Regions from separate parts of the Homo sapiens genome. Here region 2 is linked to region 1. Evidence: read pairs that join two places in POLR2A ChIA-PET (ENCODE). Cell type or tissue: OCI-LY7. All regions are shown on one strand. Each heading gives the region's core, and the rest is flanking DNA. Links, peaks and the distances in the headings are about the cores only.

Region 1 (5,537 bases), core at 788-4,787:
AACTCCTGACCTCAGGTGATCCACCTTCCTCAGCCTCCCAAAGTGCTGGGATTACAGGCGTGAGCCACTGCACCCGGCTCTTTTATCTTAAATTTAATACAATGTTATGGGCATAAGCAAATAAATGTTTAAGTCATCCTTTATTACTACCATTGATTTTTAAGAAGAGATTATTTCATAGGCATTTAATGGTAAATTTATATAAATTTCCTTCTGTGATCATTCCTGTGGCATTTTGGAGTTTTCATCCAAACAGACAAAATAAAACTTTATACTTGTGAAAAACATCCCATTACATGTCATATTTCAAGCTTTTTTTCCCCCCCCTACAATGCTTGGCTCATCCTTCATTATTTTTCTAAAGATTAGGAGCCGCATATTTAGGACATTTAAAAAAATCCAAGGACCAGACACAGTGGCTCACACCTATAATTCCAGCACTTTGGGAGGCCGAGGCGGGTGAATCACCTGAGGTCAGGAGTTTGCGACCAGTCTGGCCAACATGGTGAAACCCCGTCTCTACTAAAAATAAAAAAATTAGCCGGGTGTGGTGGCAGGTGCCTGTAATCTCAGCTACTCAGGAGGCTGAGGCAGGAGAATCACGTGAACCCAGGAGGCGAAGGTTGCAGTGAGCCGAGATTGTGTCATTGCACTCCAGCCTGGGTGACAAGAGTGAGACTCCATCTCAAAAAACATCCAAGAAATTAATATCAAGTATTCATTATGCTTAATTCTTTAAACACTAATTTCAAAACCAAAAATAAAATGAAATAGATAGGGACTATCTAACTTACACACAACCTCCCTTCCCCCAAAGAGTTTCCCTCAGAAATGTGGTTTTCAAGGCTGGGTGCAGTGGCTCACACCTGTAATCCCAGCACTTTGGGAAGTCCAGGTGGGTGGATCATTTGAGCTCAAGAGTCCAAGACCAGCCTGGACAACATAGTGAAACCCCATCTCTACAAAAAATACAAAAATTAGCTGGGTGTAGTGGCATGTGCCTGTAGTCCCAGCTACTTGGGAGGCACAGGTGTGAGGATTGCTTGAGCCTGGTAGGTCAAGGCTGCAGTGAGCTGAGATCACGCCACTGCACTCCTGGGTGGCAGGAAAAAAAATGTGGTTTTTCTAGGAGTTAATCACTGGTTAGCTAAGGAAAAGAGGCTTACAAACACTATTTACAGATGACTAAATCAATGATTGCTACCACGAGGTACCTTGGCCTAAAAAGAAGCAACCTTAAGATGGCAGAGAAAAGCAGGTTGATCATCCTAGCTCTTACACATGAAGAATTGTTAGCTCTTTTTATTGTATGCATACATCCTGAATAGACAGTTTGTGGTTTCTTTTAAATGATGCAATATCACGTTGTATTAAGGGGGCCTTCTATTTACTTTTCTTATCTTTTACAACCCAGGAGCGACACTGCAGGATTTCAATTTCCAAATGGTTTGGCAAGATGTAAATAATTATACAAATAGCTACAGTTATCCATCTACACTTTCCTCATTCTATTATTTTTTTTTAAAAAAAAGAAATGGGTTTAAAAACATGTATAGAGTATAAAAACAAAACTTGGGTACCCCAATAATCTCTTCCTCATGAAAAGTTACTAGTATCTTTTTGGCATGGTTTACTAAAACTTTAAGAGTTGAAATTTCCACCTGTAGTGCCTTTTCTTTTCTCCCCCTCTCTCCCTCTGCCTTTCCAGATCCTTTCCCTCCCTACTATGAGAGAGGAAGACTAAAATAGTATTGCCATGTTTCTCAGAGTAATAGAATTAATTTTAACCTTTATAGCACTTGTCCTTGAATTGACTATTACTTTAGTACAGAAGTAAAACTTGATTTAAGGGAATACTGCTTATCTATCCTGAGTGAGGTTCTGTATTAATTGCTATAGGGGTTGTAAATATGAACAAAAGTCTGTTTCTGACTTCAAAGAACTTTACAGGGTAATAGTAAACCTAAGAGAGAAATAATGATAAACACACTGACTTTTCTCCTTACAGTTTAGGCAGGTTCCATGGACAAAACCTCATTTGGTCCTTAAAACATTATTGTGAAGAAGATAGGACAGATACTATTTTCCAAACTCTACAAATGAGATAGAAATTTTAAAAATCCTGAAAGGATTGCAAATAACTAGATGGACAAATTGTTATTATAGCTAAATGAGTTCTAATTATATATGTGCATATGAGTATATATATGTGTGTCTGCGTGTATTGTGTGTGTGTGTGTGTGTGTGTATTCTGCTGTCATCACCTCCCATAGCTTATCCTTGGAAAGGAAGTACCTTGGCTTAGCAAAATATCTATCCCACTGATCTGTCACAATGTTTAAAATGTCATTTTAGAAATTCCAAACTCTGGGTGTCTACAGGAGGTAGAACAGTCTGAGAGAGAAATGGAAAAAAAAATACTAAACACTAATAATACAAAGTAGATAACTTTACTTCATAACTGAGCTCCTTAGATAATGACAGGTTGGGGCCAGGCATGGTGGCTCATGCTCGTAACCCCAGCACTTTGGGAGGCCGGGGCACAAGGATTGCTTGAGGCCAGGAGTTTGAGACCAGCCTGGGTAGCATAGGGAGAACCCCCCTCCACCCCCACATCTCTACAAAAAATCAATTAGCAGAAGTTGTGTCGCATGCCTGTGGTCCCAGTTACACAGGAAGCTGAGGTGGGAAGATTGCTTGAGCCTGAGAGGTCAAGGCTGCAGTGAGCCATGATCACGCTACTGCACTCCAGCCTGGTGACAAAACCCTGTCTCCATTTTAAAAATAAATAAAAAGAGAGAATGAAAGGTTGGTGTACCTGTCCTGAACAAAATGGGAAGAGTTTTGATGGGAAGGAAGAGAGACAGACTGCAGTAAAGCCCTGGACACAGCATCCTGAGGATCCCTGTAAAAGTGAGTATAGAGTGGGCCAGGCGTGGTGGCTCACGCCTGTAATCCCAGCACCTGGGGAGGCCGAGGCGGGCAGATCACGAGGTCAGGAGTTGGAGACCAGCCTGACCAACATGGTGAAACCCCGTCTCTACTAAAAATACAAAAATTAACCAGGCGTGGTGGTGCATACCTGTAATCCCAGGTACTCAGGAGGCTGAGGCAGGGGAACTGCTTGAACCCGGGAGGCGGAGGTTGCAGTGAGCCGAGATCACGCCACGGCACTCCAACCTGGGTGACAGAGCGAGACTCTGTCTCAAAAAAAAAAAAAAAAAGAAAAGAAAAGAAAAGAAAAACTGAGTATAGGGTGGAGGTGGAGTGGATGTTTATGTTTAAAAAGGGGGAGAAATGGACTCACTTCACAATTTTGCTTCCATTTATACCTAAACCCTGGGGCTCAGGGTTTCAGTTTCCAGTAGGCCTATGTTGGAAATTCACCTGCAAGGTACAAGTTTCCCTGACAGACCACCAAATAAACAATGGTCTTTTAAAAACAAATCAACTTTGGTACCATCTACTCAGCTGGCATTTACCTTCCTTACCTGCTACCAACCTCATTCTTAGAATTAAAGAAAAAAGGCGAATTCTAAAGCCCCTTCTACTCACTTTCCTCCACTAAGGCCATAGCTTACATCTGCTGCTCTTTTTTCCATACTCCTTTTTTCTCAACTCCTTTCTTTCATATTTGCCAGAAATTTAAGGTCGTTTGGGTTCCTCTCATTTAAAAAGTTCAACTGAAGTGTGTTGCTACACCTTAATCAAAAGTTTATGGCTGAGTTATTTAGCGTTTCTTTACCCACTTCCTCTGCTCAATCCTTCATCTCCTCATAACCATTGAAATGAATGCTATGAATATCTCAATGCTTAGCATGGTGCCAGGCATTTAGGTGTTGAAAAAAATGTTAAGCGAATATTAGTTATTAGGTAAGAGCATTGTCTGTAAAACTCTGAAAAGTCTTAAAAGTGATTCCTAAAATTTCACAAGCTCATAAATTCTTTAGTCTGCAATTATGATTCCTGAAATATTCTTCGATTCATGAAAGACTGGACTAGGAAATTCTAAAAATCGACATAAAGCATAAAAAGCCACTCTGAGGTTTATGAAATTTACAATGTTTTGTCTTCTTTTAATTCATTCGTACTTTTCTCTCAGGATACAAAGGGCAAAACTGTTTGTGTAGTAACTCAGAATTGAGTAGTTACACATCCATTAGGTTTCAGAATCGTTAAAATTTTATCTGGTTTAGGAAACTGCTTACCTTGGAAGGGCAAATTGCCATTTCTCTCCATCTGGGGATCAGGGAAGCAAGGGAAGCCCCCCTAAACATCACTTCCACGCTCCTATATTATGCTAAGGAACTTCTGGTTGATTCATTAGGCATTTCAGCAGTGTTTTTGGCCGGTACTAGGAACTGTGGAGAGGTATAGAAAGGGAGCAAGTGCACAGTCCCGGCCCCCAAAGAGGTTACGATGCAAATAGAAGCAGGCTCAGAACTCGGAACAAAAGCAGTGACTGCATAATAATGCACTGCTGGGGGTGGGGGATGGGGATCTGCACGCCCGGTTTGTGACTTCAGGAAAGCAGTTTCCAGGAGGTGAGAGTTTAAGCCAAACCTGAAAGAGGTTGATTTGTAATGATTTGCAGGGGGGCACTGGAGGCAGCCGCCAGGACTTTTCACTTAGGAGATCAGCATTTGCCCTGATGGAAACTGGGCGATCCTGCAGGGACTGACCTCTGAGTTATCCAAAGGCCGACCTGGGGAAAGACTGATTTTGAGGTTTTAATAGGTAAGTTTGGGGACATCATTGATGAAGGTGGGCAGGGAAGGAGGCTTTTTTCTTTTCTTTTTTTTAATGTTACAGTAAAAAGCTTAGATTCGATGAGACGGGTTAAAAAACAAATAGGAAAATTTAAGGAGAAGAATGACTATGATTGCTATGTAAAAATAAAATTGCAATAGAGAGGTTCTGGAGCTCAGGAAATGAGCTAGAGCATGCTATAATTTAGGCCTAGATAGTGAAGATCATGAATAAAATGGTAGCTGAGGAAATTTCAAAGTTGAATAAGTAGTAATAAGTATGAAGAAAAAGCTAAACTACAAACATCTGCTCTTTAATTACTAACACTAGTAATGAGAATTTGTCTCCAGCCTCTTCCCTTCCCACTCCGCACCTCTTCCTAGCTTACATCATTGTATTAAGGCATTTTATTGAAGACACTATTCAGCACTCTCCACCTATGCCTTACACAGCTTGCCTTTGCTTTTCTTCCCATTTCACTTTTTCTCTTCATTTATTCACATCATTTTAGTCCTTAAAAGACCCCGCCCAATTACTAGATCAGAGGGAGGCAACTAAGACTCTTCCTATCTCCCAAACGACCTTCCAGAATGGTTTTATGGCATTATAATAGGAAAGCAAGAGTTTTGATTTTTCTATTATTAATATTTTGCTTTCAAGGAATTACAGGAAAAACCATATTGCATGCCAGAAATACTTAAATTTTAAATATTTCATCTTAAGAGATGCCCTCATGTAATGCTTTTAATGCATTTGAGAAATTCAGGTGGTGGGCAAAAGTACAACAT
Region 2 (5,537 bases), core at 905-4,904, 340 kb after region 1:
AAAATATTATTCTACATTAAAATGGATGTACATTTTTGAATGTGATTATTTTTAAAGAAGAAATTTTCTGTTATGGAGACATATTAAAGAGTATGTGTATGTGGCAGCTGTGATTATTCCCAGGCCCTGTTGTTAGCACTGGGATACATCAGTGAATGAGACAAAGTGCCTGCCCTTCTGGAGCTTGTGTCTTATGCTGAACACAGACAAAGGTGAACTGAAAAAACATCAACGCAGGAGACAGAGGCCACAGTACATGAGGTTCTTCTGAAATGAGTGTCTCAGAAGTTATCATCTCAGATTCCTATGGGCTTTAGAGGCCTGTTCAACTCCCCCATTTATAAGGAAGGAAAGTGAGGCAGCCAGGTCTGTACAAGGCCCACAATTAGGTTAGCCAGCTCCCTGAGTTATGTCTGTGACTTCCTTCAATACACAGTTAACTAACAATGGCAAGCCCAAGTTCACAGTTATTAATTGAATTCAGTGAGTATGCGTTGAGGGTTTTATGTACGTAATAGGACTTTGCTATATTTATTGGGAATCAACTCCAGCACATACGTAGTTAATTGAATTTCTGTGACACTAGAACAGGAATTTATATCTCTTGGAAGCAGATTTGTGTACAAAACGCATTTTTTAAAAAGAGTAAAATTGGTACCAGGGATTTTTTAAAAATGATATTTAAATGACCCTAAAGCTTCTGACAAGGTTCTAAGATACGGAAAGTAAAAGATTAATTTGATGAGAGATGAAGTTTTCTTCCAACTGTGGTAAAATAGCACATAAGATAAATTTACCGTCTTACTCATTTTTAAGTGTATAGTTCAGAAGTGTTAAGTACATTCACATGGTACATCCAATCTCAAGAACTCTTCATTTTACGAAACTATTTTTTTTGTTTTCATGGAGACGGAGTCTTACTGTGTTGCCCAGGCTGGTCTCCAATTCCTGAGCTCAAGCAATCCTCCCACCTTGCCCTCCCAAGGTGCTGGGATTACAGGCATGAGCCACTATGCCAGGCTGCCAAAACTAATTTTTAAAAAATTCTTTGAAAAATCCCAGAGGTAGGATGTTTTGATAATGGTTACAGAAATAAAATCAACTTGACAGTCGTACTGAGTAAGATGGGCCGTTGGGAAGAGGCCTAAGGCATTCATACTTTCTCTTAAGACTTGACTTACTAAATGGAGGGTTTGATTTAATAGACATTTACAACTAGGTTTCTCACTAGGATTTGAAGGGTTTTTCAGTTATTTTCTGCCTAAAAAAAACTCAGACAAAATTAACTATGATGATTGAACAGCTAACTGAAATTATGTAGTATAGGAATTTGCATTATTTTGAAAATAATTTTTTATTGATGATGACATTATACCTAGAAATTGAGTGAGAGGACATGTATCATCATATACATCATATAATCTTTATTGCACACATAGAAGTAGAGATTTAGGGAATTCTTCCTTGGTTGGTAAAAGGAAGTAGAGCACCCTACTCCTCTTTTTTTTAAAAAAACTCAGTTCCGTGTAATAGCTTCCCAAGTGTCGTGACTAATTTCCTTTGTTCAAAAGTAAGTCATCACCAAATGAAATATCAGAGCCCCTGTCTATTCAAGTAATTAAACAACGTCCAGCAGTCCTTTGCAGCAGATATTTTGAAAAGTTTTTTCAGTAAATTAAGTTTTTATTAAGTGTTAGATCCTGTCAAACGAACAAATATAAATGTAAAAGATAAAATATTTTTTATGACATGTCTCCTTGGGGAAATGTGGTCAATAATATGACAGTGTAGGTGGAAGAACATAAAGGAACTTACAGATATACAGGCTTTATTTATCTTTTCGCTTTATAGGTCTGTTGTGTAAAGCTTTTATTAGGTTCCTATAGTATAGGAGCAGATCTGTACCGATGCAGCATTGTATAATAGGTGTTAGTTAAATACCTTATATATAATGTTTAGGAAGAATTGCTACACTAGAAATTGTAGTTATCTTTTAAATGTAGTAGAACAGTGGATGTTAATGAGGGATAAACAACATAACCTGTGGAACTTAAAAGATGTACAGATGTCCAGGATCTATCCCCAGAAACTAACTAGTTCACTCTAGGGTAGGACCTAGACATGTGACTTTTTAAAAAATAGAGCTCCGTGAAGGAATATAATGAAAATTCCCAACCAATAACTCTTGGAGAAAGAAATACCAGGTTTATTATGAGCCTTAAATAATACCAAAGAATTAATTTTCAGTTTTTAAATTTAGAAAATTTCTGATTTCTGTCTTCCTTTTTTAATATTGTTTTGGGGTTCTATCTATCGAGGTAGACAGATCATTGATCATTGATCTGAAGTTTAAAGAGCTGCATCCTACATTTAACTTAGGCAAATTCAACTTTCAGCACTTGGCAAATGAATTGAAGAACAACTATGTGGGTCCCAAACTGAAGTCAATTATCTCATTTTTTGTCAATGAAAGATATGATGGGCTGGGCGCGGTGGCTCACGCCTATAATCCCAGCACTTTGGGAGGCTGAGGTGGGTGGATCACGAGGTCAGGAGTTTGAGACCAGCCTGATCAACATGGTGAAACCCCATCTCTACTAAAAATACAAAACTTAGCCGGATGTGGTGGTGCGCACTTGTAATCCCAGCTACTCAGGAGGCTGAGGCAGGAGAAATACTTGAACCCTGGAAGCAGAGGTTGCAGTGAGCCGAGATCATGTCACTGCACTCCAGCCTGGGCGACAGGGCAAGACTCCGTCTCACAAAAAAAAAAAAAGAAGAAAAAGAAAAAAAGATATGGTAACAGTTCCAAAGCTGGAGAAACAAACTGTATTGGATTTATTTAAAAATGTACAATAGACCCAAAGCTATGTATGGAATTGAAAGACAATTTAAGGAATTTTCAGGAGTAATATTGATACTATATAATGTAACATACTCAGTAAAAGGCAAGGTCATATTGTTAAAAATAAAAAATGCTATCAGATTTAATCATGTATCATTTTGTGCTTTGGTTGTTTTGACATCAAATTATTATTTTTTCCTTTCTAGAGATAAAGAAGCCACCAGTGGCCCCCAAGCCCAAGTTTGTTGTGGCAAATAATAAGCCAGCCCCACCTCCTATTGCACCTAAACCCGACATTGTGATTTCTAGTGTTCCACAGTCGACAAAGAAAATGAAACCAGCAATAGCCCCAAAACCAAAAGTCCTGAAGACCTCACCTGTTCGAGAGATTGGGCAGTCGCCATCAAGGAAAATCATGTTGAACCTGGAAGGGCATAAACAGGAATTAGCTGAAAGCACTGACAACTTTAATTGTAAATATGAAGGCAATCAGAGCAATGATTATATTTCACCAATGTGTTCCTGCAGTTCTGAGTGTATCCATAAGCTGGGCCATAGAGAGAATTTGTGTGTAAAGCAGCTTGTTTTAGAGCCCCTGGAAATGAATGAAAATTTAGAAAACAGTAAAATTGATGAGACTTTGACTATAAAAACTAGGAGTAAATGTGATTTGTATGGTGAAAAAGCCAAGAACCAGGGTGGGGTTGTTTTAAAGGCAAGCGTTTTAGAAGAGGAGCTCAAAGATGCCTTAATACACCAAATGCCACCTTTTATTTCTGCACAGAAGCACAGGCCCACAGACAGCCCAGAAATGAATGGTGGCTGTAATTCAAATGGACAATTCAGAATTGAATTTGCGGATTTGTCACCTTCCCCATCCAGCTTTGAAAAAGTTCCTGATCATCACAGTTGCCACTTACAGCTTCCTAGTGATGAATGTGAACATTTTGAAACTTGCCAGGATGACAGTGAAAAAAGCAATAATTGCTTTCAGTCATCTGAACTAGAGGCTCTGGAAAATGGGAAAAGGAGTACTTTAATATCTTCAGATGGAGTTAGTAAGAAATCAGAAGTCAAAGACCTTGGTCCCTTAGAAATTCATTTAGTACCATATACCCCAAAATTTCCAACTCCCAAGCCCAGAAAGACACGAACTGCTCGTCTGTTACGCCAAAAGTGTGTAGATACTCCTAGTGAAAGCACTGAAGAACCGGGGAATTCAGACAGTAGCTCTTCCTGTCTTACTGAAAATAGTTTGAAAATCAATAAAATCAGTGTTCTGCATCAGAATGTTTTGTGTAAGCAGGAACAGGTGGATAAAATGAAGCTAGGAAATAAAAGTGAATTGAATATGGAATCCAACAGTGATGCACAGGACTTAGTCAATTCACAGAAAGCCATGTGTAATGAAACAACTTCCTTTGAAAAAATGGCACCTTCTTTTGATAAAGACTCTAATTTGAGTTCTGACAGCACAACTGTAGATGGTTCTAGTATGTCGCTTGCTGTGGACGAAGGGACCGGTTTTATAAGATGTACTGTATCTATGAGCCTGCCTAAGCAGCTCAAATTAACTTGCAATGAACATTTGCAATCTGGGAGAAACCTGGGAGTTTCTGCCCCTCAAATGCAAAAGGAATCTGTTATAAAAGAGGAAAATTCTCTACGAATTGTCCCCAAAAAACCTCAAAGACATAGCTTGCCTGCTACAGGAGTGCTTAAAAAGGCTGCCTCCGAGGAGCTTTTGGAAAAAAGTTCTTATCCTTCAAGTGAAGAAAAAAGTTCAGAGAAGAGTCTAGAAAGAAATCACCTTCAGCATTTGTGTGCCCAAAACCGTGGTGTGTCATCCTCCTTTGATATGCCTAAACGGGCTTCAGAAAAGCCAGTGTGGAAGTTACCTCATCCTATTTTACCCTTTTCAGGGAACCCAGAATTCTTAAAGTCTGTCACCGTATCGTCAAACAGTGAGCCTTCAACAGCCCTAACCAAGCCCAGAGCAAAATCGTTATCTGCTATGGATGTGGAAAAGTGCACTAAGCCTTGCAAAGACTCTACAAAGAAAAACTCTTTTAAAAAGTTGCTCAGCATGAAACTGTCCATCTGTTTCATGAAGAGTGACTTTCAAAAATTTTGGTCCAAGAGTAGCCAACTCGGAGACACCACCACAGGCCACCTCTCCAGTGGGGAGCAGAAGGGGATTGAAAGTGATTGGCAAGGCTTGTTGGTAGGAGAGGAGAAGAGAAGTAAACCCATCAAGGCATATTCCACAGAAAACTATAGCCTGGAATCTCAAAAGAAGAGGAAGAAGTCTCGGGGCCAGACCAGTGCAGCTAATGGTCTGAGAGCTGAGTCTTTGGATGACCAAATGCTCTCCCGGGAGTCATCATCTCAGGCACCTTACAAGTCTGTTACAAGCCTCTGTGCACCGGAGTATGAAAATATACGCCATTATGAGGAAATACCAGAGTACGAGAACTTGCCATTTATTATGGCTATACGGAAAACTCAAGAGTTGGAATGGCAGAATTCCAGCAGCATGGAGGACGCTGATGCAAATGTGTATGAGGTAGAAGAGCCGTATGAAGCTCCAGATGGCCAGCTGCAGCTTGGACCCAGACATCAGCATTCCAGGTAACAGGTGCCAGACAGACACTTTTGCATGCATCATTGCAATTAACCTTCAACAGCCTGG

Evidence for each region. ChIA-PET counts read pairs that join two places held together with the same protein. Peaks named below come from ENCODE experiments on the same cell type or tissue, not always from the same donor. Only the 100,000 strongest peaks of a DNase experiment are listed, where the experiment ranks them.
Region 2: POLR2A ChIA-PET joins it to region 1 with 7 read pairs; 8 of 35 experiments call an interaction of 5 or more read pairs at or near these places.

The regions. Positions count from the first base shown.
Region 1 is chr12:95,550,472-95,556,008 of GRCh38, reverse strand. USP44 (ubiquitin specific peptidase 44) reads left to right here and starts at 4,533. Exons shown (of 6, transcript NM_032147.5): 1 at 4,533-4,737. In OCI-LY7, for the core only: no CTCF peak of the experiment used is centred there; no DNase peak of the experiment used is centred there; H3K4me3 peaks cover 312 bases.
Region 2 is chr12:95,208,782-95,214,318 of GRCh38, reverse strand. FGD6 (FYVE, RhoGEF and PH domain containing 6) reads left to right here. Exons shown (of 21, transcript NM_018351.4): 2 at 3,052-5,476. Among named protein-coding and RNA genes, the nearest start is that of FGD6, 5.9 kb to the left of the region's middle. RefSeq lists an enhancer at 270-349 and a silencer at 5,372-5,537. In OCI-LY7, for the core only: no CTCF peak of the experiment used is centred there; no DNase peak of the experiment used is centred there.